Linked DNA regions of Homo sapiens: region 2 is linked to region 1. Evidence: chromatin loops called from intact Hi-C (ENCODE). Cell type or tissue: Panc1. All regions are shown on one strand. Each heading gives the region's core, and the rest is flanking DNA. Links, peaks and the distances in the headings are about the cores only. Region 1 holds the start of TTC9B (tetratricopeptide repeat domain 9B). Region 2 has its middle 48 kb from the start of ZNF780A.

Region 1 (15,028 bases), core at 5,480-13,479:
CGCAGGGCCTTGAGTACTCATTTTGGTGCTGATTACCTCTCTGCAAATGGACACGGCATCATAAATTGGTAGTTTCCTGCTCTTTTTGTGTAATCTTTTCCAGTTAATGTGAAGCCTCTGGGGGCTGCCCTCGTGCACTGATGGTTGTGTGGAGTCGGGGGCGGCAGTGCGATTCCCTTTTAGCTGCTGCATGGGGGGAACTCAGGCTTTCCAGCTGCTTCCTGGGGTTCCATGGGGTAGACCCCTCAACCGCTTCAGCTGCCCCGTTAACAGGAATTGACTTGGTTTCGTTTGGTGCTACCAGCAGTCCTGTAATAAACTAGCTATCCATCTGTACTGTGCTGGTGCTTTTGTTTGTCTACATCCCAGGATTTTAATGTCCAGTACCTTTCCAAAAAAGTGTAGCCATTCAGATACTTTAAATTTTGAAATAATTGCAGACTTGCAGAAAACTTTCAAAAATAGTGCTGTACTAAGATTATTCCAGGCCTGGGGCAGGAAATGTACAAGATGAGCCTGGGGCATCTTGCAGTGCCTGAAAGCACGCACTGATATGCTTAAGTCACAGGGACACAGGAGCCAACAGAAAGCTTCCAGTGGCCAAAGCTGAAAAGAATTTGAACAACAAAATAAATAGCATAATATTGGGTTTTCACCTAAAATGTGAAATAAGTCTATTGCTAAGTGGCAAAATGGGGAGAATATGCAAATCTACACAAAATCATAAGTAATTTCTGTAGACAGCCTTCAAGGAGGGCTATGGAACCCCCACTTCTTAGGCGTGGGCTGCAGTGACTCCTCCAAAGAGTGCAGTGTGGAGAGGGGGAAAAGTAACTTTTCAGTGAAGGTCCCTGGCAAACACTACATCATCCAGCCAATCGAGGCAAACACTGCTGATGAATCACCTTCACAGTGTCCCTTTAATGTGATAGAATGGCACTTTCCCTCTGATCCTCCTCTTGCAGACACACACCACCTCACTGAGAGGAAGCAGACATCAGACAGATCTCAGTTGAGGGATTTGTCTGCCAAGGTGGTTAATCAGAAAATTCTGAGAAAGTGACACATCCAAGATCAACCAAAAGAGTCATGGTGACTAAATGTAATGTTTCCTGAAATAGAAAAAGAACGTAGGGAAAAAGGAAGGCTTGAATAAAGCATGGACTTAATAGATGAATATTGGTCTAACGGATTGTGACAAATGGGGCACACTAATATGAGATGTTCATTGGGGAAATTGGGTGTGGGGTAGGTGGGAACTGTCAATCTATTCAAAAAAGTTATGTAGAAGAATTACAAAATATACCCTTCGCCAGGTTCGTCATAGCATTTTACTTAAAACGGACAAAAATGGGATCAGAATGTTAAATTCACCCCTCCACCTCCCGCTCCACATTGTATACCTGTCCTAAAGAACATTCTGCTACATAACTGCTCTCCAGTTACCAAGGTCAGGAAGCTAACATTGAAACTGCTCTTCTGTACAGATTTTATAGTGTTCGCTAATGGTCACGCTTAATGTCCTTGTATGTTAAAAATTCCTAGCTAATGACCAGGCTCACATGTTGCATTCAGTTGGCAGGTGTGAAACTCACAGGGCAGTTATTTTGCAGTTATTTTCCCTCAACCAGGGTTGGTTGCCTCACTTTTTTTTTTTCTCTTTTTTTTAAGACGGAGTCTCACTCTATCGCCCAGGCTGGAGTGCCATGGTGCGATATTGGCTCTCTGCAACCTCTGCCTCCAGGGTTCAAGTGATTCTCCTGTCTCAGCCTCACCAGTAGCTGAGATTACAGGCACCCACCACCACACCCAGCTAATTTTTGTATTTTTAGTAGAGACAGGGTTTCACTATGTTGGCCAGGCTGGTCTCGAACTTACCTCAAGTGATCTGCCTGCCTCACCTTCCCAAAGTGCTGGGATTACAGGCGTGAGCCACTGCGCCTGGCCTAAAAGATATATATATATATATATATTTTTTTTTAAAGCTACTTACGTCTCTCCATTTGCCCGCAAGGAAATTCCTTGTGGACAGAAGACAGGCAGAGTTCAAAGTCATCCCTGTGCTCACATGAGACCAATGCATATCTGATGGCTTCCTCCGTCCTATTGTTTGACCCAGACTAGGCATGGATGGCTCTTCCTGTAAATTGTGCATTCAGTAAAAGGCTAATCAAACTCAAAAGAATGCAGCCGTTTGTCTCCTGTCTATGACCTGGAAGCCCCCTCCCCTGCTTCGAGTTGTCTTGCCTTTCCGGACCGAACCAATGTACAGCTTACACATATTGAGGACGTCTCATGTCTCCATAAAACGTATAAAACCAAGCTGTGCCCCGAATACCTCCTGAGGCCGTGTCACACGCACACCCTTAACTTTGGCAAAATAAGCTTTCTAAATTGATTGACACCTATCTCAGATACCTTTTGGTTTACACAGTTAATAAACATCTTGTGTAGAGACATTTTGTAGATATCCCGATTCCTATCAGATGTTCACCCACTAGTTTGAACATCTATTGATATTTCTTGCATGAAACGATGCTGTGGTGGTTGCCAAATAGGATTTTCCAACCTTCTACATTATTAGTTCGGCCAGTCATGGCGGCCCACACCTGTAATCCTAGCACTTTGGGAAGCCAAGGTGGGAGGATTCCTTGAACCCAGGAGTTCAAAACCAGCCTAGGCAACAAAGTGATACCCCAGTCTCTACAGAAAAATTTAAAAATTAGCCAAGCATGATGGCGCACACCTGTAGTCCTAGCTACTTGGGAGGCTGAGATGGGAGGATCACTTGAGCCTAGGAGGTTGAGGCTGCAGTGAGCCGTGTTCACACCACTGCACTCCAGCCTGGGTGACAGAGCGAGACCCTGTCTGAAAACAAAACACATTTATTAGTTCACTTTCTAAAGATTAGAAGAGCTTTTCTTTCCCACTGCCTGAGTTATATCAGAATAAACTTGTATTTTAATTTTATTCAGTGGTTTGTGATCTATGACTATCATCTTGATGCTCACATTTTCTAGATTTAGCTAGTGACTTCTGCATCTATGTGACTTGCCCTGCTGTTGGGACACTTTCTGCCACACAAAAATATTCCAGATCTTGTACCTTCTCTTGTATGACCCTGGGATCAGCCATTTCTCCAGGTAGCCCTGGTTCCTTTTAGTGGAGAATGGGATGTGGCGGCCAGGGTTTGGATGTTAGGGGTGCTTCTCACTATTGGGGTGTCGCTGCTCTTAAGCTCTCCCAGTGGATTAAGCTAGGAAATACATGTTTGCATACACACCACTTTTTAAAAAAAATTTTTTTTTTTTTGAGACGGAGTCTCGCTCTGTCGCCCAAGCTGGAGTACAGTGGCCCAATCTCGCTCACTGCAAGTTCCGCCTCCAGGGTTCATGCCATTCTCCTGCCTCAGCCTCCTGAGTAGCTGGGACTACAGGCTCCCGGCACCACGCCCAGCTAACTTTTTGTATTTTTAGTGGAGATGGGGTTTCACAGTGTTAGCCAGGATGGTCTCCATCTCCTGACCTCGTGATCCGCCCGCCTCGGCCTCCCAAAGTGCTGGGATTACAGGAGTGAGCCACCACACCCGGCCACACAACACTTAACTTCTATGTAAACAACCATGTGTTCACACAATTTTATCTCCAATTCCATTGCGACACCGACACCACAAGGGTCATTCTAACCTCCGATCTATGTTTGTACATCCATCCTCTGACGGTGCAAACCCTGATTCTACATTTTGAAATCATCCCGACTTTATGGTCAGGAAAGCGAGGCCCAGAGGGGCTGCTTCCGGGCAGCAGGATGAGGATCTGTCTCCAGCTGTCCGACCTTAGAGGGCTTCGAGAGGACAGAGCCAGCCTGCGGGGCACTCACCTTTGTGCACCTGCCCGGGCGAGGCGGGCTCAGTGCGCACGCGCCCAGGGGCCTTTAAAGCGCCCGCCGCGCGTCTCTTCCCCTAGCTGCAAGGGTCGGTGCTTGGCCTCGCCCGCAACACCCTCCTGGAGGATGCTGGTGAGAGGCAGGGACCAGGGGTCCGGCTCCCGGCTCGGGCCTATCGTTAGGCGCTGGGCCCCCAGGCCCTCTCCTTTGCAGAGTCTCGCTGCCTCCCTCGACGCAGAGCCTTCAAGCGCCGCAGTCCCCGACGGCTTCCCCGCGGGCCCCACTGTCTCCCCAAGACGCCTGGCGAGGCCGCCGGGGCTGGAGGAGGCGCTGAGCGCGCTGGGGCTGCAGGGAGAACGCGAGTACGCCGGGGACATCTTCGCCGAAGTCATGGTGAGCCTACCCGCCGCCTGCCCTGGTGAGGGCGACGCCGGCCCACCGCCCGGCACCCACTCAACACCACTCTGAACTCCCACCGCTCCAGCCTCTCCTCCCTATCACTGGCAGCCGGCGTTCCTTCCCTGCAACGTCCAGGCTTTTGTTTTGTTTTCACACAGCGCCGTTTCTACCGCTGGGAATGCCCTTTCCCACCGTCCCCGGGCTCTTTGCAGTCCCTCCTGGGGTGTTTATGGTCCCCTGTACTTGTCCTCCACATTTATTTGTTTAACAAATATTTAATGGTTTAGTAGCAAATGTTTTAGGTGCTGGAGATGCTGCAATGCTGGCCTCGTTCTGGGGAGATGAGCAAACACATAGAACAACTAGGGAAAGGCCACGCAAACCAAAACATTGGCCTCGCCAGCCTTCAGATATCCCTATGAGAGGGTTGCTGCGGAAGGAAGACTGAAGGGAGGAGTTTGTTGAACGTCTTGCCTGCGACTCTCCTGGGCCAGGATCTCTGTTAGGACCTGAGAGACACTTGTGTTGTGGGCAGAAGTCCCTGCCCTCGTGGGACTGGCAGCCTAGCGGCCAAATAGACAAAGCACACAGGGAGACATCTTCACAGTGAAAATGCTGAGACAAAGAGATAGTGATCGGGTGGTAGGAGTATAGACAAAGTCATGGAGATGTTAGCTGAATGACGGAAAGGTCGAGTAAGGGGCTGGGGAAGGACCCTCTCTGTAGAGGAAACAGGAAGTGCAAAGGGCCTGGGGTAGGAATGGGCTTGGTATAGTCTAGGAGCTAAAAAGAAGGCAGCTGTGGCTGACGCATGGGTTGTGGGGAGAGAGAGGGAAGAGGTGATGCTGGAGCAGAGCCTGAAAGAAATCAGAGTTTTCTCCAAGGGTACTGGGAGCCATGGAAGGGTTTTAAGCTGGGGAGTTCCTTGGTCAGATCTTTCTTTGGGAAGATGCTTCTGGGTGCTCTGAGGCAGAGGGGTTGAGGATTCGTGGTCAAGAGTTGAAGTCTGAGGCCGGGTGCAGTGGCTCATACCTGTAATCCCAGCACTTTGGGAGGCTGAGGTGGGCGGATCACCTGAGGTCAGGAGTTCAAGACCAGTCTGGTCAACATGGTGAAACCCCGTCTCTACAAAAATATAAAAATTAGCCGGGCATGGTGCCACATGCCTGTAATCCCAGCTACTAGGGAGGCTGAGGCGGGAGAATCGCTTGAACCCAGGAGGCGGATGTTGCAGTGAGCCAAGATTGCGCCATTGCACTCCAGCCTGGGCAACAGAGTGACTTTGTCTCAAAAAAAAAAAAAAAAAGTGAAGTCTGGGAACCTAGAGGGAGACGCCCAGGAGTCCACGTGGCGGAGAGGTGGGTATGGAGGCATCTGGAACGAAGCCCAGAGTTCTAGGTGAGGACACGTAAGAGGAGCTCATTTGGAGGCCAGTTTGGGTGTGGCATGCCTAAGATGTCCAACTGACTGGAGGAGGCTGCTGCATCCAGGGCTGGAGCTCAGGAGAAAGGCAGAGGCACAGGTGTGGAGAGTGAAGCGTCCCTGCCCCAACCCCAGGTGTGCCGCGTGCTGCCCCTGAGAGCCCTGCCCCGCGCTGTGACCCCGGAGATGCGCGCCCTGGTGGTAGACTGGCTGGTCCAGGTGCACGTAGGTATCTGGAAGGGTGTGGGGGGCTGAGTTTGCGTCGCCGCCCAGGACCCCGTGGTCACCCTTGCCCCTCCTCAGGAGTACCTGGGTCTGGCTGGTGACACACTTTATCTGGCGGTTCACCTGCTTGATTCCTACCTGAGCGCTGGCCGCGTGCGTCTACATCGCCTGCAGCTGCTGGGCGTGGCTTGCCTGTTTGTGGCGTGCAAAATGGAAGAGTGCGTGCTTCCCGAGGTACTTCCGGGGTGGGGTTTGGGAGGGTGGATGGAGTCCTTTGGGGAGTAACTGATTCAGTGACTACTGTGTGCCAAGCACCGTGCTGAGTCTGGGATTCCCAACATGTATGAGGGAGGGGCTGTCAATGTGTCCCTTAAACAGAAGAGGAGACCGAGGCTCAGAGAGAGGAAGACATTTGCCCCAAATCAAGCAGTTGGAACTTGGACTCAGTCTAGAATAGTCTGTCTTAAGGCTGGGGGTGGTGGCTCACGCCTGTAATCTCAGCACCTTGGAAGGCTGAAACCGGCAGATCACTTGAGATCAGGAGTTTGAGACCAGCCTGACCAACATGGTGAAACCCTGTCTCTACTAAAAATATAAAAATTAGCCAGGTGTGGTGGTGCACGCCTGTAGGCCCAGCTACTCAGGAGGCTGAAGTAGGATAATTGCTTGAACCCAGGAGGCGGAGGTTGCTGTGAGGTGAGATCGCGCTACTGCACTCCAAAAAAACAAACAACAACAACAAAAAAAAACAAAACAAATCACTTTGGGGAGCCAAGGTGACCTCGTCTCTAATTTAGAAAAGTAAATAAAAATAATATAAACTAGTCCATCTTGAATAGTTACCGTCAACATGCATGAATTCAGTGCCTTATCAGAACTGCCTGGTGAAGCAGGGAGTAGTATCTGTTTTACGGGGGGCGGGGGGTAGCTGAGGCAGAGAGCTTAAGTGAATGTCCTATGTCACACAGTGAGCAGATGATGGGGTTTGAACTCGAACCTAGGTCTTGAACCCAGGACCCTCAAGCCCGTGCTCTCTACGACTTCCAGACACAAGTCAATGGCCCCATTTTACACACCAGGAAACTGAGGTCCGGAACTTGGGGCCTTTCCAGGGCAGGGAGTAAAGAGCCCGGATCCAAGACTCCTTCACCTCCCCCCGCATCCCCCATCTGCAGCCCGCCTTCCTCTGCCTCCTGAGCGCGGACTCCTTCTCACGGGCGGAGCTGCTGCGCGCCGAGCGTCGCATCCTGAGCCGCCTGGATTTCCGGCTGCACCACCCCGGCCCGCTGCTGTGCCTCGGGCTGCTGGCCGCGCTGGCAGGGAGCAGCCCCCAGGTGAGCCCTTGTGAATACGCGGGGTGGGGGCGTGGCCGGCGCGAAGTGGGGCGTGGCCTGACAGTCGCCCCGCCTCACTTGCAGGTGATGTTACTTGCCACCTACTTCCTGGAGCTGTCTTTGCTGGAGGCCGAGGCGGCGGGATGGGAGCCGGGTCGTCGTGCGGCTGCGGCTCTGAGCCTGGCGCACCGCTTGCTCGACGGGGCGGGCTCCAGGCTCCAGCCAGAACTTTACAGGTGTAGTCTTGGCGGAGGAAGTGTATGGGGTCACCGCAGCTTCAGGGACTTACCTTCCTGGTCATTTTTACGGTCTCGGAGAATGAGAGACAATTATTGAGGAGGAGGTGGCACCTAGACTTGATTTTTCTGGGTGTGGGAGAGAATGGGGTGGGAGGACCCCATTAGTCCAGATCTGGGGTCTCTTAACCTTGCCCCAGAGTGGAAGATAGTCTCCCAGGCCCAGAAGATGCTCCTATTGCCTTCCAGGGCTGAGAACGAAGGATCACCCAGGCCTCGAGTCCTCCATCTCTGTATCTGGTGGTGGATGGGGTGTTCCTTTAGCTGCTAGGGCCGCTAACCATGCTACCAGGTGGCAGGGCGAACCATGGTTTCCCTCAGCCTGTGCACCCAGCATAGAGAGGATGGCTGCCCATCCTCAGCTCCCCTCCTTGCTTCCTCGAGTGTTCTGACTCCGCACTAGCCGCGCCCTGTAGGAAGAATAGGGTGTCCACCTCTCCCCGGTGCTCGCCTAGTCACTCCAGTTGAAGACGGGACGCGTGCCCGATCTCAAGAGAGCCCCCGACCCGTCCGTGGGGAACCACATCGACGCTTCTTCTCAGCCTCCAGTCTCCAGTTCCAAGGATGGGTCATCTCCAACCACTTGCCCTGCCTCAGTTTCTCCATCTCCCTGCTGCAGCCCCGAGGAACTGGGCACCCTCGAGCCGTGCATGGCCCGCGCTGCGCTCCGAGGTCCCGCGCCGGGTCGCGCCGCAGTCTTCCTCAAGTATGCGCGGCCCCAGCGCCAGGGGACCAGCCTTGCCGCCGCCTGCCTGCTCCGCCGCCTCCAGTCTGAGCCTCCCTGAGTACTGGGACTCAGTCACAAAAAAATCAACAACAAAAAACAAAACCCTCCCAGTGTGTGTCCGTCTCTCATCTCAATAAAAGAATTTATTTTATTCTGAGCGCTCTCTGCCCTCATTGGTCGAATTCCGGTCCCCTCTCGCTTTTGATTGGTCGCTTTCTAGGCCTCGCATCCCTCTGATTGGATGTGCTCACCACTTCCTTTAATGGTTGCTGGGAGATAAAATGCAAATTCTGAACTCCTCCACCAGGGGGCAATGGCGGGCTTCCCCAAGAGTCATTCAGCGGGATAAAACTGGGATCCCTTAAGGACTGGCAAAAAATCACAAGAGATGGGGACTGTGGGGGAGTTGAGAATGCCCATCCCGGTCAGAAGAAATGCTACCTCGATGTTGCCGGATTTTCAGATCTTATTCAAGTAAACCTGAGATTCTGCAATTCCATATCTGCGTTTAGATGTCAACTAATTCAGTCTTTCTGTTTTTGTTGTTGTTTTAGACGGAGTTTCGTTCTTGTTGCCCAGGCTGCTGGAGTGCAATGGCGCGGTCTCGGCTCACTGCAAACTCCGCCTCCCGGGTTCAAATGATTCTCTTGCCTCAGCTTCCCAAATAGCTGGGATTACAGGCTCCTGCCACCACGCCCGGCTAATTTTTGTATTTTTAGTAGAGACATGTTTCACCATGTTGGCCAGGCTGGTCTCGAACTCCTAACCTCAGGTGATCCTCCCGCCTCGGCCTCCCAAAGTGCTGGGATTACAGGCTTGAGCCACCGTACCCGGCCTAATTCAATATTTCTTAATGGTTGTACAAGCCCAACACATCACATATACTGGGCTATGAAGATAGGTTCTCCCAAGCCTGGAAGATGCTCTGCGAAGGTCATCAGTTTGTAGTAGTAAGTCCTGGATAGTAAGAGTTTTATCAATGGGGTCTGATATACTTAACCTGGGAAGTGCCCAGGTGTCAGTGGGGATAATTATGGTACCAACCTCCTGACACTGTGGTGAGGATGTGAGTTAAAATATACGTAAAGCAGCCAGGTGCGATGGCTCAAGTCTATAATCCCAGCACTCTGGGAGACCGAGGCGGGCGGATCACGAGGTCAGGAGTTTGGGACCGGCCTGGTCAACATAGTGAAACCCCGTCTCTACTAAAAATGCAACAAATTAGCTGGGTGTGGTGGCGGGCTTCTATAATCCGAGCTACTCAGGAGGCTGATGCAAGAAAATCGCTTGAACCCGGAAGGTGGATGTTGCCGTGAGCCGAGGTCACGTCATTGCACTCCAGCCCCGGCGACAGTGCAAGACTCCATCTCAAAATAAATAATAAAAAATAAATAAAAGGGAAAGCTCTTTATGACAATGTCTGACACCTAGGAGGTGTTGTAAAAGTGTTAGCATTGCATCCCAGCAGGACTGTGATTTTAGGTACAGTTGTCCTGTGCTACTGTGCCTGGGTACCTAGGCATTTACTTCGTCAGAAAACATGGTTATGAATCAACGGATCTCCTTTTTTTTTTATTTTTTTTTTTGAGACAGGGTCTCACTCTGTCATCATTCAGGTTGGAGTGCAGTGGTGTGATCTCAGCTCACTGCAACTTCCACCTCTTGGGTTCAAGCAATCCTCCCGCCTCAGCCTTCCAAGTGGTGCACGCCACCACCCCTGGCTAATTTTTTGTATTTTTGGTAGAGACAAGGTTTTGCCATGTTGCCCAGGCTGGTCTCGAACTCCTGAATTCAGGTGATCCACTTGCCCCGGCCTTCCAAAGTCCTGGGATTACAGGTGTGAGTCACTGCGCCCAGCCAGATCTCTGTGTTTTTCATTACAAAACAGACACACCGGAGGTAGGGAAAGGTGTGTGCACTGCTCAAGAACTCAAATTCATGAGTTTTACACTCCTAACTGAGCCTGGGTTTGGAGATGCAGAGAGGAAAATGTTTGCACCCCTGAGGTGTTCAAGGCTGGACCCCAGGGATAAGGGAGAAACTCACTCAGCAAAAGCGTTTTACAGCAAAGTACAATAAGAGATAGAGGCAGATGCTCTGGTTGAGATGGAAGGTGCTGAGTTCTGGTTTCTGTCTGTCACATGTGACCTGCCATGGGACCTCCAGCTAGAGGATGTGCTGTGGGGGTGGAGTTGGGGAGAGTGGGGAGGCCTGGGGCTGAGACCCAAGCTAGAGTCTCAGAGGAGGGGGAGGAGTAGTAATGCATAATGCCATTCACTCACACACTCATTCATTCAACAACTATATATGGATGCTGACTCAGAGCCAGGCACTCATGATCACATGACTCAGAGTCTAATGGACGATAAGAAACACCAGTTGTTAATTGCCCATTAATGTATGAAGCCCTGTGCTAAGTGCCTTACCTGCATAAGATAATTCAGTCTCTGCAACCGCTCTGAGGTTAACTTGCCTTCTATCCTCATGTCGCACAGACGAAGCCGAAGGAGGAGGATCGAGGAACTTGGCCCAGGTCCCACAGCTAAGGAGGCGGCAAAGGAGGACTGAAGGGCAGTTGACTCATTCATCCTCGATTTTTTTCTTGAAAGCCTCCTGCATGCTTCCTTTCCTGGGGACTTGTTTGCCCTCTCACTTGTTTTCCCCCATAGACAGCCGAGCTGGATGAGGGCAAGAAGGAGATCTCTCTTGTTTTTAGAGTTATTCCCTCCTCCAGGAAGACTTTATCACCACCTCAGCCCAGGGCAGGTACCTCCCACATCCCAGCCCCGACCCCTCTGCCTGTGCCTCTTCCACCTCGGCCCCGACCCCTCTGCCTGTGCTTCCCAGGCTAGCCTGCTCAGGGCTGTCACTGTCTGGTCACTGGTCTGTCTTCCCACTGAACTGGGGCCCAGTGAGAGTAGGGTCTGAAGCTCACGCAGTGTCTGCTATGTCCCAGCATCATCCAGCACAGAGCTGGGCACAGAAAGGATGTCAGTGAATATTTGTTTCATAAATTAACAGATGAATCCCAAAGGTGGTATTATTTTTAATTCCTTTCCTTTCCTTTTTTCTCTTTCCTCTTTCCCCTTTCCCCTTTCCTTTCCTTTCCTTTCCTTTCCTTTCCTTTCCTTTCCTTTCCTTTCCTTTCCTTTCCTTTCCTTTTTTGAGACGGCATCTCCCTCTGTCACCCAGGCTGGAGTGCAGTGGCACAATCTCGGCTCACTGCAACCTCTGCCTCCCAGGTTCAAGTGATTCTCCTGCCTCAGTCTCCCGAGTAGCTGGGACTACAGGTGCACGCCACCACACCAGGCTAATTTTTGTGTATATATACAAAAATTTTGTATATATTGTATATTAGTAGAGACGGAGTTTTGCCATATTGGCCAGGCTGGTCTCAAACTTCTGACCTCAAGCGATCCATCCACCTCGACCTCCCAAAGTGCTGGGATTACAGGCGTGAGCCACCTCGACTGGCCCTAAAGGTGATATTATTGTGCCATGTTACTGATGAGGATACAGAGTTCCAGGTAGTTTAAGCGAGCTGTCTAAGTCATACCACTAGTGAGAAAGTAAGCAGGGATTTGAATTTGGGAAGCTTGGGTCCAAATCCTGTGTTCTCATTCGATATGCCAAATGGCCAGTGGGCTGAGAGCCAGCTTTCCGTGAGGCTGATGTCTTCCTGCTCTTTCCCCCAGGCTCGTCCTTTCCTTCTAGAAATCTTCGGGAGCTTTGGGCACCGGGGAGGAGAGCAGGCAGGAGGTTGGGGAGGGTAAGGGGAATGGGAACAATTCGGGGGGCGGGCTGGAGAACTAGGACTTGGTTAATTTGAGAGTGAGCATGGGGGAAGTCTCGAGGGGTTTCCCTAGACCCATAGGGGGCAGCCGGAGTCGGCTGCCGGAGGTGAGGGGGCGGAGAAAGGGTGGGGACCAGCCCCGCGGGGGGCGATGCGGTAGCTGCAGCGGCGGCGGCAGGAGTTTCCCACAATGCAGCGCGGCGCGCTGTCCCCGGTGCTGATGCTCAGCGCTGCCCCGGAGCCTCCGCCGCGCCCGCCTCCCGCCCTCTCCCCACCGGGCTCGGGCCCAGGCTCGGGCTCCCGCCATGGCTCGGCTCGTCCCGGTCCTACCCCAGAGCCGTCGGGGAGCCTGGGCGCGGCGCTCGACAGCAGCCTGCGTGCCGCCGTGGCGTTCAAGGCAGAGGGCCAGCGCTGCTATCGAGAGAAGAAGTTCCGGGAGGCCATCGGCAAGTACCACCGAGCGCTGCTGCAGCTGAAGGCGGCGCAGGGGGCCCGCCCTAGCGGCCTGCCCGCCCCCGCCCCCGGGCCCACCAGCAGCCCCGGGCCGGCGCGCCTCAGCGAGGAGCAGCGGCGCCTGGTGGAGAGCACGGAGGTGGAGTGTTACGACTCCCTCACGGGTACGCCGTCGGGGGGTGGGGGGATGGGGCACGAGGGGAGGGGGCAATCGGGAGAGCTTGGCGACTTGGGGGCCAGGGGCCCTGGGGCTGAAGGGTCCAGGGCTGTGGGCTTCTGGGGGAGCCTTCAGAGCTTGATCAAGGAAAGGGATTAGGGGTAGGGGATGACAGGGGTCTGTGGCTGGAGGGAGCTGGGATGCAGGAAATGGTCTTTGGGTCGGGTATTCAGGGCCTCGCTTCCCCTGAGTCATTCTTTCCACCCCCTGGCCGCACGTGGACCCAAGGTGAGGAAGTCTGCCCTGAGCCAGGCTCTCGAGGTCCCGGCCCTCGCCCCCGCGCGGGGCCTTAGTGCTCTTGCCCACCGACAGCTCTGGGTGGATCGCCCAGTGGCGCCTGTCCGTGTTTTGGCGCCCCCTAGCAGCGGCGCAGTTGCGCCTGTTTCGATAGGCGAGCGGATTGGCGCCCCTGGTTGCCGGAGCAATCCCTTAGGCCTGGTTCCCTGCCGCCTGGAGCCTCGGCTCCTCGCAGTCAGGTGGGTTCTGGGGGTGCCAGCAGGCTCTGAGAGTGCCGGCCGCGGGGCCCTCGCAGCTTGCCTGCTGCAGTCGGAGCTGGTAAACTACGAGCGCGTGCGCGAGTACTGTCTCAAGGTACTGGAGAAGCAGCAGGGCAACTTCAAGGCCACCTACCGTGCCGGCATTGCCTTCTACCACCTGGGCGACTACGCACGCGCGCTGCGCTACCTGCAGGAGGCCCGCAGCCGGGAACCCACAGGTGAGTGGCGGGGCGGGGCAGAGGTGAGGGCTGGGCCCAGGGCGGGGAAAGGGGCTGCAGCGGAGGGAACAGGCAGGAAGATCAGGGCAGAATAGCAGAGCCCTCCTCCCGCGGAGCTGCTTCTAGGTAGGGCTGCGCCACCCACCTACTCCCTACACGCCCACTCATCCATTCATCCACCCCGCCCTTCACCCGCCATTCAAACATCCGTCCACCTATCGCTCCTCTGACATCTCCCCGGCCATTTCTCATCTACCGTCATTGCCACATCTGATATCTCCTATTCACCTGCTCAGTCACTTCCCTATCCACCCACTGTCATCTCCATTACCCCGTCCCACCCCTGCCTACCGCACACACTCATTCCTCCACTCACCCATTCACGCACACCTATTCATTCACTTCCTGCACCATCCACTCATCCACTCGGGTGGACGATGCCAGGAAATTGGGGTGTGTGTGTGTGTGCGTGCATGTGTGCACTTACACACATGAGTGCAGGAGGGCAGACACAACACTCAGTTTTGTATTAAGAGCCAATGAAGAAGGAAGAGGGATTACAACAGGTGCAGGGTTGTGGGAGCCGAGACGAGATTAGTTTTCCTGTTAAGTGGCTCGGAGAGAACAGACTTCTTGCAGATGTCGCTGGAGGATGAGAAGTGTGACGGGAGCCTCTGCGAAGAGGCATTCCTGGCAGAGGGTGCCGCAAATACAGGCGCACAGAGGTGTGCGATGGCTCCGCTGTGACTGGGGACTGCCGACTGTGACTGGGGCTTTGGGGAAGGGCTCTGGCTCTACTGGCTGTGTGAGCGAGCTGCTGGATACTTCGGAGAATGGGGTGTGAGCCAGGGAGGTGTGGAAGTCACCTGCTGCCCCGGGACACCCAGATGATGCCCTGCCCACCTCCCCTGCAGACACCAATGTGCTCCGCTACATCCAGCTGACTCAGCTGAAGATGAATCGTTGCAGCCTCCAGCGGGAAGACAGTGGGGCTGGGTCCCAGACTCGGGATGTAATTGGCTGAGGCCAATCCAGGGGGACCTCTCTATCCCTCGCCCTCCCACCTCACCATGTAACTTCCCCCGACTCATGTGTTTGTTGGTAAAACACTTGTCACTGGTGATCATAACTTGTGTGGTGTTCTTGGGGGGACCAGGGAGGGCCTCATCCCTTGGACCTTAGAAACCCAGAGAAGCCCAGGGAGGGTGTGTGGGGTCGGGGGGAATGTTCCACTGGGATGACCCAGCATCAGGGCCTGGGCCAGGGAAAGAAACAGTCTAGGCCAGGCGCAGTGGCTCACGCCTGTAATCCCAGCATTTTGGGAGGCCGAGATGGGTGGATCACTTGAGGTCAGGAGTTTGAGAGCAGCCTGGTCGACATGGTGAAACCCTGTCTCTACCAAAAATACAAAAATTATCTGGGTGTGGTGGCGGGAGCCTGTAGTCCCAGCTACTCATGAGGCTGAGGCAGAAGAATCACTTGAACCCAGGAGGCGGAGGTTGCAGTGAGCTGAGATGGTGCCACTGCACTCCAGCCTGGGCAACAGAGCAAGACTCTGTCTC
Region 2 (16,984 bases), core at 3,772-11,771, 81 kb after region 1:
GAGACGTCCTCCAAGCCCGCCTGTTAAAGGAGTCACTGTTTCTGAAGAGCCAGCTCTCAGTGATTTCACATCTGGGAGGCTCCAGGGTTTCAGGAAGTGTGAGTCATGATAGAAAGTTTGTGCAGATCTAAATTATACCGAGAAAGACAAGAATAAGACTGGGCATGCTTCCCTAATTTTTTTTTTTAAATCAGGGTGAGGTGGGGGCCCTGTGCCTTAAACTGGGGTTGTATAGGTTGTGCACTGCACAAATTTGTTTGACCCAGGAGGCATGTGGAGGCTGAAATGCAACCTGTGCCCTTTCACCAGCCACACATCCTGGTGTGGAGCTGTGTCTACCCAGAGGAAGGGAGGACAGCCTTTTCCTAATTTGCACAAAGGCATGTAACAGGGGAGCTCAAGGGTCCTGAACTGGCAGTTCCAGTAGCCTTCTCTGACTTCTGGCTGGACCTACGTCCTAAGTAGCACCCATAGGTCCACGTAAGGTCTGAGACCTGAAGAAATAAAACAGCCAACAGAATGGAATCAGACCACACTTTGAGACTGTGGTAGGCTGAATAATGTGGCCTCCAAAGTTTCCATGTCCTGGCTGGGTGCAGTGTCTCATGCCTGTAATGCCAGCAGTTGGGAGGTCGAGGTGGGAGAATCACTTGAGTCCAGGAGTTCAAGAGCAGCCTGGGCAACATAGTGAGATCCTGTCTCTACTAAATAAATAAATAAGTCATGTGTGGTGGCACGCATCTATGGTCTCAGCTACTTGGGAGGCTGAAGTGGGAGGATCACTTGAGCTTGGGAGTTTGAGGCTGCTGTGAACTGTGACCGCACCACTGCACTCCAGCCTGGGCAACAGAGGGAAACCCTGTCTCAAAAACAAAACACAACAAAAAAGTTTGGGCACGGTGACTCACACCTGTAAGCCCAGCACTTTGGGAGGCCGAGGCAGGCGGATCACCTGAGGTCAGGATTTCGAGACCAGCCTGGCCAACATGGTAAAACCCCATCTGTACTAAAAATACAAAAATTAGTCAGGCATGGTGGTGGGTGCCTGTAGTCCCAGCTACTTGGGAGGCTGAGGCACGAGAATTGCTTGAATCCGGGAGGAGGAGTTTGCAGTGAGCTGAAATTGCACCACTGCACTCCACCCTGGGCAGCAGAGTGAGACTCAGTCTCAAAAAAAACATGGCTGGGCACAGTGGCTCATGCCTGTAATCCCAGCATTTTGGGAGACCGAGGCAGACTTGAGGTCAGGAGTTTGAGACCAGCCTAGTCAACATGGTAAAACCCCATCTCTACTAAAAAACAAAAATTAGCTGGGTGTGGTGGCAGGTTCCTATAATTCCAGCTACTTGGGAGTCTGAGGCATGAGAATCCCTTGAACCCAGAGGTGGAGGTTGCAGTGAGCTGAGATTGTGCCACTGAGCTCCAGCCTGGGTGACAGGGGGAGACTTCATCTCAAACAACAACAACAACAAACAACAACAACAACAACAACAAAACAAAACCAAAAAACAAAAGAAAAGAAAAAGTTTCTCTTGCCCCACAAGGCTTGGCTAAGTATTAATAATAATTAAGAAGGTTTATACATCCTAATCCCTAGAACCTGTGAACGTTCCCTTATATGGCAAAATGGACTCTCAGATGTGATTAAGTTTGTTCAGTTGGGGAAATGATCCTGGGTTACCTGGGTGGGTCCTGAATAGAATCACAAAGATCCTTACAAGAGGGACACAGGAGAAGTTGGTCAGAGGGATGTCGATGTGACAATGGAAGCAAACATTAGAGGGATGCGGGTTTGTTTGTTTGTTTGTTTTTTGAGACGAAGTGCAGTGGTGTGATCTCAGCTCTTTGCAACCTCCGCCTCCTGGGTTCAAGCAATTCTCCTGCCTCAACCTCCTGAGTAGCTGGGATTGCAGGTGCTCACCATTACGTCTGGCTAATTTTTATATTTTTAGTGGAGATGGGGTTTTGTCATGTTGGCTAGGCTGGTCTTGAACTCCTGACCTCAGGTGATCCACCCGCCTTGGTCTTCCTAAGTGCTGGAATTACAGGCATGAGCCACCTCACCCAGCCGAGGGCCACTTTTGGAGAAGGAGGAGGGGGCCACGAGCCAGGGGATACGGGTGGCTAAAAAGACAAGGACATAAGGTCTTCCCTCAGTGCCTCCAGAAAGAATCAGCCCTGCCAACCACTTGACTTTAGCCCAGGGAAGCTGATTGCTGGCTTCTGACCTCCAGAACTGTAAGAGAATAAATCTGTGTTATTTCCTTTCTTTTCTCTTTCTTGTTTGCTTGCCCAGGGAAGCTGATTGTTGGCTTCTGACCTCCAGAACAGTAAGAGAATAAACTTCCTAACTTCCTTCCTTCCTTCCTTCCTTCCTTCCTTCCTTCCTTCCTTCCTTCCTTCCTCTCTTTCTCTCTCTCTCTCTCATTCTTTCTTTCGTCTCAAATCCCTGGGCTCAAGTGATCCACCCACCTCAGCCTCCCAAAGTGCTGGGATTATAGGTGCGAGCCACCTTGCCCAGCCAATCTGTGTTGATTTGGGGTTTGTGGGAGTTTTGCAGCATGGCCACTCAGTATGGAGTGCTTGGATCTGAGCTTCTCTGGTCCCTTGGCCTAGTAAGGCTCAAGATAGCTTTGCCCTGTCCTAAGTGTCTTACTTCTGTTAAAACAGTTTATTCTCATGACAACCTCTAGGAGGTAGGCATTGTCATATCTCAGTTTTATGTGTGTGGTCACAGAATCAGAGAGGTTAAGTGATTTGATTAAGGTCACGCAGCTAGTAAGTGAGGGAGCCAGAATATAAATCTAGACCATTTGAATCTGGATCAGAAGTTCTCCACGTTTGATCTCACTATAATCTTGTAAGTGAGCCGGGTGTGAAGGCTCACCTGGTACCTGTAATCCCAGCACCTTGGGAGGCCAAGGCAGGAGGATCACTTGAGCCCAGGAGTTCAAGGTTGCAGTGAGCCGAGATCACACCACTGCACTTCAGCCTGGCCAACAGAGTGAGACCCTGTCTTTAAAAAAAAAAAAAAAAAAAAAAAAAAAGGCCAGGCTTGGTGGCTCACGCCTGTAATCCCAGCACTTTGGGAGGCTGAGGTGGGTGGATCAACTAGGTCAGGAGTTTGAGACCAGCCTGGCAAACATGGTGAAACCCCGTCTCTACTAAAAATAAAAATTAGCCGGGCATGGTGGCATGTGCCTGTAATCCCATCTACTTGGGAGGATGAGGCTGGATAATTGCTTGAACCTGGGAGGTGGAGGTTGTAGTGAGCCGAGATCAAGCCACTGCACTCTAGCCTGGGTGACAGAGCAAGACTCCATCTCGGGAAAAAAAAAAAAAAATTCTTGCAAGTGGAGAGAGAATTGCAACCTTTGTGGCACCTTTAGACACTTCCAAAGCGTTTGTGTTTCATAGAGAATGCTTTTCTTTTTGATGTAAGTCTATTTCTTAACACATTAGAAAGAAAGAGAGTTTCCCGTGGAGGAGCTTTGTCATTGTCAGGAAATGCTGCATTTCAAGTGGTTTCACAGCTAGCATAACGTTGTAAAAGCAAAAATATATTCAAATTTATTTGACATTGCAGAGGCCCAAAATGGTGCTGATCAAGATGTCTGGTACAGTTCTTTTCACAGGGTGCTCTGATTTCATCAGCCAGCATTCCTAATTTAAAATAAGGAAAACAAAGGCAAAGTCCCCAGCTTCCCAAATCTGTACGATTATTCCTTTGTTTTCAATTCTGTGATGGAGATGATTTTTTTTTTCCCCTGAAGAAACGCAGATCTCCTTATTGGTGGATCTTTTTCTCTGCAAGAGGCTTTGCTTCTAATTTATTAGGTATTGATTCATATAATAAAAATCTTCCTTTTAAAAAACAAAGTACTACATTTCTTTGTTAAAAAAAAAAAAAAAACCCCAGGAAGTTCTTAAAATAGGAGTTCCTGAAATTCAGCGAAACACACAAATTGTGTTATTTTAAGGCAAGCCACTTGTAACCACATGTAAGTCAAGAAATAGAATTTGCCAGCTGTTCATAAGCCTCTCCACGTGCCCTAGCCCAGGCGCCCAGGCCCAGCCCCTCCCTTCTCTCTACCAAAATTAACCCTCAGCCTGACTTTTTTTTTTTTTTTTTTTTAAGATAGAGTCTCACTCTGTCATCCAGGCTGGAGTGAGGTGGCATGAGCTCGGCTCACTGCTACCTCCACTTCCCAGGTTCAAGTGATTCTCATGCCTCAGCCTCACCAGTAGCGAGATTACAGATGTGCACCACCACACTCAGGTAATTTTTTTGTATTTTTAGTAGAGATGGGGTTTCGCCATGTTGACCAGGCTGATCTTGAATTCCTGACCTCAGGTGATCCGCCCGCCTGGACCTCCCAAAGTGCTGGGATTACAGGCGTGAGCCACCGTGCCTGGCCAGCCTGACTTTTATAGCAATCATCTCTGTGTTTCTTTATAGTAATTAGTTATCCAAATGTGTGTCCATAGTTTAGTTTTGCCCTTTACAACTTCTAAAATGTTATTATTATGCCTCTTTTTTCTTATTCAGAGAATGTTGAATTCTCAAAGAAAAAAAGAGAATTTTGAATTGTAGTGACATCAGCATACGTTTTGAAGTATGTGAATATATATGCATATCTGAATATATATGTGCATATATAAAATTTTAAAATATCAATACTATCACTAGTAATATGATGACTAAATATAGTTTAAGATTTTCTTATGGTGCTTTTTTTTCCAGGAGGATATACCCCATTAGGGATTTATGTCAAATTAATATATCTTAAATTACTTTAAGACATTGTTTTAGCCTGGGCAACATAATGAGACCCCATCTCTATAAAAAGTAAAAAATTAGCTGGGCGTGGTCACACACGTCTGCAGTCCCAGCTACTCTGGAGGTTGAGGTGGGAGGATCGCTTGAGCCCAGGAAGTGGAGGCTGCAGTGAGCTGTGATCATACCACTGCACTCCATCCTGGGTGACAGAACAAGACCCTGTCTCAAGAAAACAAAAAACCAAAACCATTGTTTTGTGGGTGATTGAGTCCCAATCGCAAAAATTGTTTTGACATTCCATTTACTTGGAAAATATAAACCAATGAACATATGTATTCATTTTCCTCTCTATTGAGCAAAAGGTACATCCTGTTCATACCAATTTGCACCTTGGTTTTTTCACTTAACTACATCTTGGAGGTGACTATATATGTGTGTACACATGGGCCGGGTGTGGTGGCTCACGCCTGTAATCCCAGGACCTTTGGGAGGCTGAGGTGGGCGGATCACTTGAGGTCAGGAGTTCAAGACCAGCCTGGTAAAAATGACAAAACCCCATCTTTACTAAAAATACAAAAATTAGCAGGGCGTCATGGTACGTGCCTGTAGTCCCAGCTACTAGGGAGGTTGAGGCAGGAGAATGGCTTGTATCCTGGGAGGTGCAAGTTACAGTGAGCTGAGATCGTGCCATTGCACTCCAGCCTGGGCGGCAGAGCAAGACTGTCTCAAAACAAAACAAAACAAACAAATAGTCAAAAAAACAAAACAAAAAAACACGTGTGTACACACTTGTACATACACACACATCACATATATATGTAATCTTAATATATCTTATTTTCACAGCTGTACAGTGCTCTGTATTTGTGGATATAGCATAGTTGAATTAAGCAGCACCCTCTTCATGGCTATTGCAATAGTTTCCAGTTTTTTGCTATCATGCGTAGGGCTCCAGTGAAGAGGCACGTTCATATGAAGTTTCCTATTTCTGTCTGTGTCTTTGGACCTAATTCCTAGAAGTAGGATTGCTGAGTCAAAGGGCAAATTCACTAGATATTGCCAAATTCTCCTCCATGGAGGTTTTATCTTTTTATATTCCATCAGTAAAATGGAAGAGTCCCTGTTTCCCCACAGCGTTGCCAACAAGAGGGCTGTCCAACATTTGGATTTTTGCTAATCTGTTAGGTGAGAAATAGGATCTCAGGGCAGTTTTAATTGTGTTTCTTTTATTATGAGTGAGGCTGAGCTTTAGTTTATTTTTTATTTTTTGAGACAGGCTCTTGCTTTGCCAGTCAGGCTGGAGTGGAGTGGCACAATCTCGGCTGGCTCATTGCCACCTTCGTCTCCCAGGCTCAAGCGATTCTCCTGCCTCAGCCTCCTGAGTAGCTGGGATTACAGGTGCATGCCACCATGCCTGGCTGCACCATGTTGCCTGGCTGCAACATGGCATGCACCATGCCATGTTGGCCAGGCTGGTCTTGAACTCCTGACCTCAGGTGATCTGCTTGCCTCAGCCTCTCAAAATTCTGGGATTACAGGTGTGATATTTTATTTTTTATTTTTTGAGACAGGGTCTTACTCGGTCACACAGGCTGGAGTGCAGTGGTGCAATCATAGCTCACTGCAGCCTTGAACTCCTGGGCTCCAGCAGTCCTCCCATCCTCCCACCTCAGCATCCCGAGTAGCTGGGATCACAGGTGTGTGCCACCACACTCAGCTAATTTATTTTATTTTATTTAGAGACAAGGTCTTGTCATCTTGCTCAGGCTGGTCTTAAACTCCTGGGATCAATCAATCCCCTCACCTTCCCTTCGAAAGTACTGGGATTACAGGGATGAGCCACTGTGTCTGGCTATTTTTATAAATTTAGGTGGCATTTGCATTTTTTAACGTGAACTCTCTGTTTATGTATCTTGCCCGCTTTCAATAGGTTTCTTGTTTTTTTTCCCTTAATTTTTAGACACTTTATATTTTAGGGATTTTAACTCTTTCTCTTCTGTGATATAAGTGGTAAATATTTTTCTTATTTTGTCATCTGTAGTTTTTGGTTGTGTATGGCTTATTTTGTGGCCACGCAAAAGGTTTTTGTTTTTTTTTTGTTTGGTCATTTAACAAAATTCTCTTTTATGGCTTCTGGATCTTGAGTAATAGTTTGGAAAATTTACACCCTCCCCGGTAATGAGGGAACTCACCAGTGTTTTATTATCTGTGAGGCTGTGTTTTTTCATTTAGATCTTTGATATGTTTAGGATTTAATCTGGTATATGGGGTGGGAAATGCATTCAAGCTTCTTTGTTTTCACGTGGTCATCTAGTTGTTTCTACACTACTAAATTAAAACCTTTTCTAAAGTCCCTTCCTGAATTAGAAATTACTATATCATCATATAAATCTCCATCAGCAATTGCTTCTGTCTTTGGATTTTCTAACCTTCTTTTGATCTGTCTGCTTATTTATGCATCAGTAACACATTTTAAAATATTGTTTTTATTTACTTTTTTTTTTTTAGCCCCAACCATGGCAAGGGCACATATTGTTTTATTTTTATTGTATTATTTTTATTATTTTTAATTTTTCTGATACGGAGTTTTGTTCTTGTCACCCAGGCTGGAGTGCAATGGTGCAAACTCAGCTCACTGCAACCTCTGCCTCCCGGGTTCAAGGGATTCTCCTGCCTCAGCCTCTCGAGTAGCAGGGATTACAGGTGCCCACCACCATGCCCAGTTAATTTTTGTATTTTTAGTAGAGATGGGGTTTCATCATGTTGTCCAGGATGGTCTCAAACTCCTGACCTCAGGTGATCCACCCGCCTCAGCCTCCCAAAGTGCTGGGATTATAGGCATGAGCTACCACGCCTGGCCACTTATATCGTTTTAAGTATTTGGTAGAGCTACTGCCTAAGTTGGTGGCAGCCACGGCTGCTACTGCTTCTTTCTAGCTCTGGGGCAAAAAAAGAAAACACACACACACACACACACACAAACACACACACAAAACCCTTGATGATATCTGTATTGGGATTGCAATAAATTTGTAAACAAACTCAGAGGCAATTGAGTTCATGATGCTGGCAGCCTGCTTCTATCCTTGGAATTCTGGTGCCATCTAGTCGTCATTATGTGCAACAACAACTTTCTGAATTTCAAAAAGAAAATCTGGGAGGTAAAAGCAGTAAACATTTATTGTCTCACACACTTTTTGTGGGTCAAGTATTTGAGAGCAGCTTATCCACATGGTTCTGGTTCGAAGGCACTGGCCTGGGGTTCAGTCATCAGAAGGGTTTAAAGGAACTGGAGAATGCCCTTCCAAGGGGGCTCACTCACACTCCTCTGGGTCCACTTGCTCTAGGGGAAGCTAGGCCACATGATGGGGACTGTGGGGAGGGCCAGATGGTGAGCAAGTTAACGCAGAGAGTGAGGTGGAAGCTGTAATGCTAGATAATTTTAGACTTGCAGAAAAGTGCAGATAGTACAGAGAGGTCCCACATATCTCTCATCCTGCTCCCCCTATTGTTATTAGCATAGCACAATGATCAAAACTAGGAAATTAACATTGGTATCACAGTATCAACTAAACTACCAATCTTATTTGAATGTTAACACTTTTTCTATTGATGTCCTTTTTTTTTCCTTTTTTCTGTTCCAGACTCCCATATTGTGTTCAGTTGTTGTGTCTCTTCTAGACAGGAACATTTCCTCTGTATTTGCTTGTGTTTCATGACTTTGACACTTTGCTTTTTTAAGAGGTAGGGTCTCTTTCTGTCGCCCAGGCTGGAGTGCAGTGGTGCGATCATAGCTCACTGCAACCTTCAACTCCTGGACTCAGAGGATCCTCCTGCCTCAGCCTCTTGAGTAGCTAGGACTACAGCCACATGCCATGGTGCCCGGCTAATTTTTTTTGTCAGGATGGGGTCTCACTGTGTTGCACATGCTGATCTTGAATTATTGGCCTCAAGCAATCCTCCTGCCTCAACCTCTCAAAGCTTTGGGATTATAGGTGTGAGCCACCATGCCCAACTGACTTTGACACTTTTGAATGGTACTGATCAGTTAGTTTATAGGATATTCCTCAATTTGGGCTTGTCTGACATTTTCTCATGACTGGACTAAAGTTATGAGTTTTTGCCAAGAACGCCACAGAAATGATGTTGTGTCCTTCTCAGTGCATGATATCAGGAGGCACCTGATGTCAGTGTATCTTATTGCTGGTGATGCTGACCTTGATCACTTAAATTGCTGTATGCTGCACATCTCCACTGTAAAGTTACTATTTTCCCCTTGGTAATTAAAAACTATCTTGAAGGAGATTTTTTGAGACTATACAAGTCTTTTTCCTTCTCAAACTTTTGCCCACAAATTTTAGCATCCATTGGTGGATCTTGTCTGCAACAGTTATTGCTGTGACATTTGACTAATGGTAATTTTTCATATTCCTTTCTCCTTTTACATTTATAAATTGTAAATCTACTGAAAGATAGAACCATCCCTTCTCCTCATGTATTTATTTTTTTATTTCGATCCATGCAGAAGTGTGATTTATTTATTTATTTATTATTTTTCAGGTGGAGTCTTACTCTGTCACCCAGGCTGGAGTGTAGTGTTGTGATCTCTGCTCACTGCAACCTCTGCCTCCTGGGTTCAAGTGATTCTCATGCCTCAGCCTCCTGAGTAGCTGGGATTACAGGTGTGTGCCACCACACCTGGCTAATTTTTTTTTTTTTTTTTTTTTTTTAGTACAGACAGGGTTTCACCATGTTGGCCAGGCAGGTCTCAAACTCCTGATCTCAAGTGATCCACCCGCTTTGGCCTCCCAAAGTGCTGGGATTACAGGTGTGAGTCACTGCACCCGGCCGAGAAGTGTGGATATTTATTTTATTCTATGGATTAAAACCTGATATTGAGAGACTTACATTTCGACAGTCTGCTGGGTATGAAATGGTATGCCGTTGTGGGTTTTCCCCTTCTCTTTGTGGAGAACAGAGTCTTGCTATGTTGCCCAGGTGGGTCTTGAACTCCTGGGCTCAAGCGATCCTCCCACCTCGGCCTCCCTAAGTGTTGGGATTACTGGTGTGAGCCACCGTACCTGGCCTCATTGTGTGTTAATTAGAATATTCTGAATACTGATGAGTTTGGGCATCTTTGGCCTTTCCTACTGTGGCCTCTATGAAGTGCTTTTAAAAAATCCTGCTCTTGCCTCTCCAGGTCAGGATGTTAGGCTCACTGGACAGAGAAGAGTCTATTTTTTTGGGAAGTTGGCATGAAATACTTTAAGAACCTGTTAATAAGGTAAATGCAACTTCTAGGCTTTGCATAACCGTCTATATGCTGTTGAGGGCTGTTGTTGTTTGAGTTCTCTGGAAGCAGACACTAAGATGCAGTTTGGGGTGCAAGAGACTTATTAGGGGTTGACGCCTGTGGAAGGGAGAGGGGAGCCAGGGTTGAGCAGATGGAGAATTTGAATTAGACGTGGCACAACCTTGGCCATGGTCAACCCTGCAAGAGCTCTGCAGCATAGATAGCTGCTGTGGTCTCAATGTGTCCCCCACAATTCGTGTGTTGGAACCTTAATCTCCAATCCAACAGTGTTGGGAGGTGAGACTTTTGGGGTGTGTTTAGGTCATGAAGGCTCCACCTTCGTGAATGGATTAATGGTATTATAAAAGGGCTTGATGAAGGGAGTTTATCCTTTTTTGCCCTCCGCCTTCTACCAGTGTTACTCCCCTCTGGAGGACACAGTGTTCAAGGCACCATCTTGGAAGCACAGATAAGACCCTCATTAGACACTGAGTCTGCTAGCGCCTTGATCTTGGACTTCTCAGCCTCCAGAACCATGAGAAAATAAATGTCTGTTCTTTGTAAATTACCCAGTCTCAGGTATTCTGTTTTAGCCGTACAAATTTATGAAGAGAATAGCTTATTAGACTTGTTATCTGTTTGGCTCAGATTGCTGGGCCTTATATTCCTTACTGGGGCTTTCCCCGGAGAGGTGTGCATTTGGTCAAGGCAGCTCTCTGCAATTGAGGCTGGTCCTGAAGGACTTGACAGCAGAAAGTTGTCTGCTGACAGCACTCCCAGTGGCTGAAGCAGCAAATCCTGCTTGGAAGAGGGATCTGGACAGGGTATCTCTGTATCCACCGTTAGTCTCAAACTTATATTGGCACTGCAAACCTCTCCTCTGAATTCTGCACTTGAATGTTTAATGGGCTCTCAAATTACTTGTATCCAAAGCTGAGATCCTGATCTTCCGTCCCAAACCTGCTTATCCCGCAGGCTTCCCCGTCTCAGTTAACAGCACCTGCATCTTTCCCTTTGCTTAGGCTGAAATCTTTGGAGTCATCTTTGACAGACTCCTCTCTTTCTTCCGTATGTCATGTCTGATATGTCGGCAAATCCCATTGGCTTTATCTGTGAAGTATTCCACATGCTAACACCTGGGCCAGGACACAGATCACCTCTTCCCTGGGATATTGCAATAGTTTTCTAACTGGACTCTCTGCTTCTATCCCTTCCCTGCGAAGTCATTCTCCTGTCGAAATGCAAATCAGATCCTGTTTCTTCTCTGCTTATTACTGGCAGTGGCTTCACAGTCACTACGAGTAAAACCTTCACAGCCGGCAGCGTGGCTTCTTCTCTCCTCTTTGACCTCTGCCTTGTCCTTACATCTTCTCTCTCTTATAAGGACCCGGTGATTAGATTGGGCACACTAGATAATTCGGGATAATCTCTCCATCTCAAGATCCTTAATTTCGGCCAGTCCAGTGGCTCATGCCTGTAGTCCCAGCACTTTGGGAGGCCAAGGTGGGTAAATTGCTGAGCCTGGGAGGTCGAGGCTGCAGTGAACCAGGATGGTACCACTGCACTTCAGCCTGGGTGACAAAGCAAGACTTTGTCTCAAAAAAAAAAAAAAAAATCCTTAGCTTCATATGTGCAACATCCCTATTGCCATGTAAGGGAAACTGCAGTATATTCCCAGGTTCTGGGGGTTAGGATGTGAACATCTTTGGGGACCGTTATTCAGCCTACCCCAGAGGTTGAGTGTGGACTTCTTGGCAAAAAATTCACCTTGTCTTGTGCATCCTTCAGACCCTCCAAGATACAGTATAGTATGGTTAAAAATGTGAACTGGCTGAATTCAAATCCTGGCTTTGACAAGAATCCATTCTTTTCTGTCCTGCAATCATGTCGCCATATCTCAATAAAGGATCAATAAATTCCTCAGTGATATTTCATTGCTATGCTTACCCCTTGTTATAGAGTGCTAAGACTATAAATTTACGCAGCCACTCAGAAAAGAAAGCTTGGTGTCTAAAGTACTCTCTGATGAAAAATGTAATAGACAAATACTACTGCACAGGGGTACATCAACTCACCTTCAGAAAGGGGATTGGGTCCATAAATAATTTTAAAGTTCCAACTTTTGGCCCTGGGGGAGCAATCTTTGCATGAAAATTTTTGCAAGTTACAGTCCTATGGTGCTTTGCCTTCTCTACATTATAATGGTGCTATATTCAAGATCCAGAACCAACCACATCTGCCACGTGTATCTGAGAGTTTGTGGGGAAATCACTTCTCTTTACTTTTCTGATTAAATTCCCAGCCACACAAATCTTGCCAGTCATGGTAGAGAAATATTGGACCATTAAAGACCAGGTTAAAATGCTAAATACTTCAAAGTTCTCTGATAAAACAAAACAAACAAAAAAACCAAAAACCAATATGGTTTTTTCTATCCTTCCTTTCTTTTTTTGTAGGAGTGAGAACCAGTACTGCAGTAAACATTTTCTTAATTCCAAATGATTTAATGATCTGGATGGTATATTTTTGGTCGCTTATCTCTTCCTTATTCTGGGTTTTGTAGGTTTGTTTTTTTTTTTTCCTATATCAGGGATCATAATCCATTTCTTTTGACCATGGGTCTTGGGGTAATTACTTTACAGCTTGGGAATTTAGTTAATCTGAGCAGAGCTCTGGGTCTTCTTTTCTTAATCTTCATAATCTTTCCTAACATGGGCCCTGACATCCAACAGCCTGTTAATTCTAAGGTAATAACTCCTTTTTAGGTAGCTTCTAAGTTCCTGCTTTAAATCCCATTTAATTGGACAAGATGTTGTAAATTCACTTACTTCTTTGTAACAGACACACAACAGAAGCTGAATCAGGCTGATTAAAAATACAAAGAGTTTATTTTTTTTAAAAGAGCTCCTTAACAAACCATTGAGAGTCTAAGCCCCCCAGAACAATGTTCAAAACATGACAATGAAATGGTCTGATGAGCCAGGTGCAGTGGCTCAAGCCTATAATCCCAGCACTTTGGGAGGTCGAGGCGAGTGGATCACCTGAGGTCGGGAGTTCCAGACCAGCCTGGCCAACATGGCGAAACCTCGTCTCCACTAAAAATACAAAATTAGCCAGGTGTGGTGGTGTGCGCCTATAGTCCCAGCTACTCAGGAGGCTGAGGCAGCAGAATCGCTTAAAGGTGGGAGGTGGAGGTTTCAGTGAGCTGAGATCACGCCCCTGCACTCTAGCCTGGGTGACAGTGAGACTCTGTCTCAAAAATAAAATAAAATAAAATAGTGAATTCTCTAAACACAAAAAGGTGTCCATGTGCTAAGTACCCCTCCACCCCCTGCGCAAAAGAGAGACATATCTATACATTTTATTTAAGGCTGTCTCTTTTGGAAGATCTATAATTAAGATGATAAAGTCTTTCACAGGAAATATCCAGGGCAACTGCATGCATGCAATTATAATTAATGACAGAATAGTCTCTTGCATTTCTAATCAATCAATTAATTATGTATTCAGCACCCTGGCGTCAGGACTAGTTATAGAAGTGGTGACTATAGCAGCCACTTTTTTATATTTGCTAATTGCTTATTTTTAAAAATAAATTTTTTATTTATTTCTTTATTTTGAGACCAGGTCTTGCTATTTTGCTCAGGCTGTTCTTGAACTTGGGCTCAAGTGATCCTCCTGCCTTTTATGTAGGTGGGGATTACAGGTGCGTGCCACCACATCCCGCTACTAATTATTTCTTTAACACATTTCTGCGGCCTTTTATGAAGACCTCTGATGGAAATATGGCTGAATTGACAGTAGATTTTTTTTTCATCTGGACAAAGATCAAGTGCAATTACTGCAGTTGTGCCAACAAAGAGCGTTCTCCATCCTTTCCCTCTGTGTCTTTAGCTCTTTGGTTAAAAACCTGGGTTGGCTGGAATCCCCCATTCTAAAGAGCAAGTGAGGAGCAAATAGATTGATCTCTGCCACCTGTTTTTCATTTTCCCTCCTAGGTCCACCCTTTACCTTTCTCCACTCTACTATGTGCCCAGGAGGCTGGCCTGTGTAGATTACATCAGTGGACTCACCTCTTGGCTTTGGATGAGGTCAGTGAATGGGAGGCTTCAGCAGAGGATGAAAGGGTAGTTGCAATGATGTCAGAGCATTCATTCCTCCAGCCCCTCTCTGCCAGGCTGTCTTGGGTCTTGCTGTATCCTGGGCTTTGGTAACCATTTTCTCCTCAACTCCTTCTGGTCTAGGAGGAGGGGCAATGGCTATCGGTGCTGCTAGCTTCAAATAGTTTGCTATCCCTTGTTGGTTTCCCTTAACCCTGTCCATACATTTCTGTAAATACTCTCTTTATTAAATTATTCTTGCTGGGCATGGTGGCTCATGCCTGTAATCCTAGCACTTTGGGAGACTGAGGCAGTCAGATCACTTGAGGTCAGGAGTTCGAGACCAGCCTGGCCAACATGGCGAAACCTCATCTCTACTAAAAATACCAAGATTAGCTGGATGTGGTGGCAGGTGCCTGTAGTCCCAGATACTCGGGAGGCTGGGGTGAGAGAATCGCTTGAACCTGGGAGGCGGAGATTGCAGTGAGCCAAGATTGCGCCACTGCACTTCAGCCTGGGTGACAGAGTGAGACCCCGTCTCAAAAAATTTTTTTTAAATAAATAAAAATTAGAAAAAAATAAATAAATTATTCTTCATTTCCCCTTTGAAGGTGCATCCCCAGTAAACTATCGCAAGAACAAAAAACCAAACACCGCATATTCTCACTCATAGGTGGGAATTGAACAATGAGAACACATGGACACAGGAAGGGGAACATCACACTCTGGGGACTGTTGTGGGGTGGGGTCGGGGGGAGGGATAGCACTGGGAGATATACCTAATGCTAGATGACGAGTTAGTGGGTGCAGTGCACCAGCATGTCACATGTATACATATGTAACTAACCTGCACATTGTGCACATGTACCCTAAAACTTAAAGTATAATAATAAAAAAAAAACTACAATCCTCAAAAAACAAAAAAAAAGAAGGTGCATCTCGGTTTTGTCAAAATTCTCACCAATAGAAACACCAATATGACCCAAGTAAATGTCCATTCTTTTAAATATGAATTAATTCGATAAGCATTTATCAGTATTTATACAAAAAATGTTGAATCATGTCAATAGAGAATATTTACCTTGGCATTTTCCCATTTAAACAGATTCTCTAGAAAAAAGTTAAAGTAACAATCAAAAAAGAAAAAAAAACAAAAGAAACAAGAGAAGACTTCTCTCATAGCTAGCTCTCAATATATATTTCTTATCAAAGCACCTGGGAAATATTAATCACTTTATTGTGCACATAAGGACTTTGTTGCTGAGAAATCATCTTTTTCAATTCTGTAACGTTCCAAAATTGTTTCTGTGCTTCTTGGTGGTGGAGACCATATCATGTTCATTTTAAATAACAGCTTTATTGAGATATAAGTAACATAAAATGCATACTTTTATAAAAGTGTACAATTTAGTGGTTTTTAGTATATTCATAAGGTTATGGAACCGTCATCACTATCCAGATTTAGAAAATTTTAATCATCCAGGGAAAAACATTCGGTCTGTCATTATTGAGTGTGATTTTAGCTGTGGGTTTTCTTTTCACACAGGGTCTCACTTTGAGGCCCAGCCTGGAATGCAATGGCACAAACATGTCTCACTGCAGCCTCAACTTCTGCACTCAAGCAATCCTCCCACCTCGGCCTCTCACCTCAGCCTCCTGAGTAGCTGAGACCACAAGTGCATGCCACCATGCCTGGCTATTTTCTTTTAATATATTTTTGTAGAGATGGAGTCTCACCATGCCACCCAGGGCTCAAATGACCCTCCTGCCTCTGCCTCCCAAAGTGCTGGAATTACAGGCATGAGCCACTGCATCTGGACAGTTCTTCATATATGATCTTTATCATGTTGGGGGAAGTTCCCCTGTGTTCTTAATTTGTTGAGTATTCTTATCATGAAACACTGTTGGATTTTGTCAAATGATTTTTCTGCATCAACTGATATGATCTTGGGTTTTTTTCCTTCATAATATTAATGTGGTGTATTACATTAATTGATATTTCTATGTTTAACAACTCTTGCATTCTGGTGGTAAATCCCACTTGATCATAGTGAATAGTTATTTTAATATGCTGCTGAATTTGGTTTGCTAGTATTTTGTTGAGGATATTGACGTCTATCTTCCTTAGGGATGTTGGCTTGTAGTTTTCTTTTCTTTTAGTATCTTTGTCTGGCTGTTGTATCAGCGTAATGCTGGCCTCTTAGAATGAATGAGGTAGTCCTCCCTCTTCTTCAATTTTCGAAAGAATTTGAGAAGAGTTGGTGTTAATTCTTCTTTAACTGTTAGGTAGAATTCCCCAATGAAGGCTTCTGGTCCTGAGATTTTCTTTGGAGGGGTTTAATAAAGTGTTTTTAAAAAAAGTATTGATTCAATCTCCTTACTAGTTATAGGTCTATTTAGATTTTCTGTTTCTTCTTGCATCAGTTTTGGTAGACTGTGTGTTTCTAGGAATTTATCCATTTTATCTAGGTTATCCAATTTGTTGGTGTACAACTGTTCATAATATTCTCTAATAATCCCCTTTATCTCTGTAAAATTGGTAGTAATGCTCTCACTCTCCCTTCTCATTTTAGTAATTTGAGTTTTCTTTCTTTATTTTCTTAATCTAACTACAGGTTTGTCAATTCTGTTGATTTTTTTTCAAAGAACCAATTTTAGGTTTGTTGATTTTTCTCTATTGCATTTATTCTGTATTTTGTGTATCTCTGGTCTAATCATTATTATTTCCTTTCCTATGCTAACTTTAGGTTTAGCCCGCTTTTCTTTTTCCAGAGTCTTAAGGTGTAAAGTTAGGTTATTAATTTGAGAACT

Evidence for each region. Peaks named below come from ENCODE experiments on the same cell type or tissue, not always from the same donor. Only the 100,000 strongest peaks of a DNase experiment are listed, where the experiment ranks them.
Region 2: it touches region 1 in a loop (7-fold over the local background); 96 of 110 quality-filtered maps call a loop at or near these places.

The regions. Positions count from the first base shown.
Region 1 is chr19:40,215,625-40,230,652 of GRCh38, reverse strand. TTC9B (tetratricopeptide repeat domain 9B) reads left to right here and starts at 12,269. Exons shown (of 3, transcript NM_152479.6): 1 at 12,269-12,698; 2 at 13,284-13,466; 3 at 14,381-14,595. The coding sequence starts at 12,272. The coding sequence ends at 14,490. It overlaps CCNP (cyclin P), which reads left to right and starts at 3,964. Exons shown (of 5, transcript NM_024877.4): 1 at 3,964-4,278; 2 at 5,842-5,931; 3 at 6,010-6,165; 4 at 7,107-7,265; 5 at 7,350-8,445. The coding sequence starts at 4,012. The coding sequence ends at 7,601. AKT2 (AKT serine/threonine kinase 2) reads left to right here. Exons shown (of 14, transcript NM_001626.6): 14 at 1-336. RefSeq lists enhancers at 3,577-4,130, 5,635-6,834, 10,033-11,232, 12,811-13,401 and a silencer at 4,157-4,276. In Panc1, for the core only: no CTCF peak of the experiment used is centred there; DNase peaks (open chromatin) are centred at 8,612, 10,622, 11,852 and 13,032; H3K4me3 peaks cover 2,396 bases; H3K27ac peaks cover 276 bases; H3K27me3 peaks cover 1,744 bases.
Region 2 is chr19:40,130,888-40,147,871 of GRCh38, reverse strand. No RefSeq gene overlaps it. Among named protein-coding and RNA genes, the nearest start is that of ZNF780A, 48 kb to the right of the region's middle. RefSeq lists enhancers at 1-170, 2,550-2,599, 3,220-3,369. In Panc1, for the core only: no CTCF peak of the experiment used is centred there; a DNase peak (open chromatin) is centred at 7,841; H3K27me3 peaks cover 3,142 bases.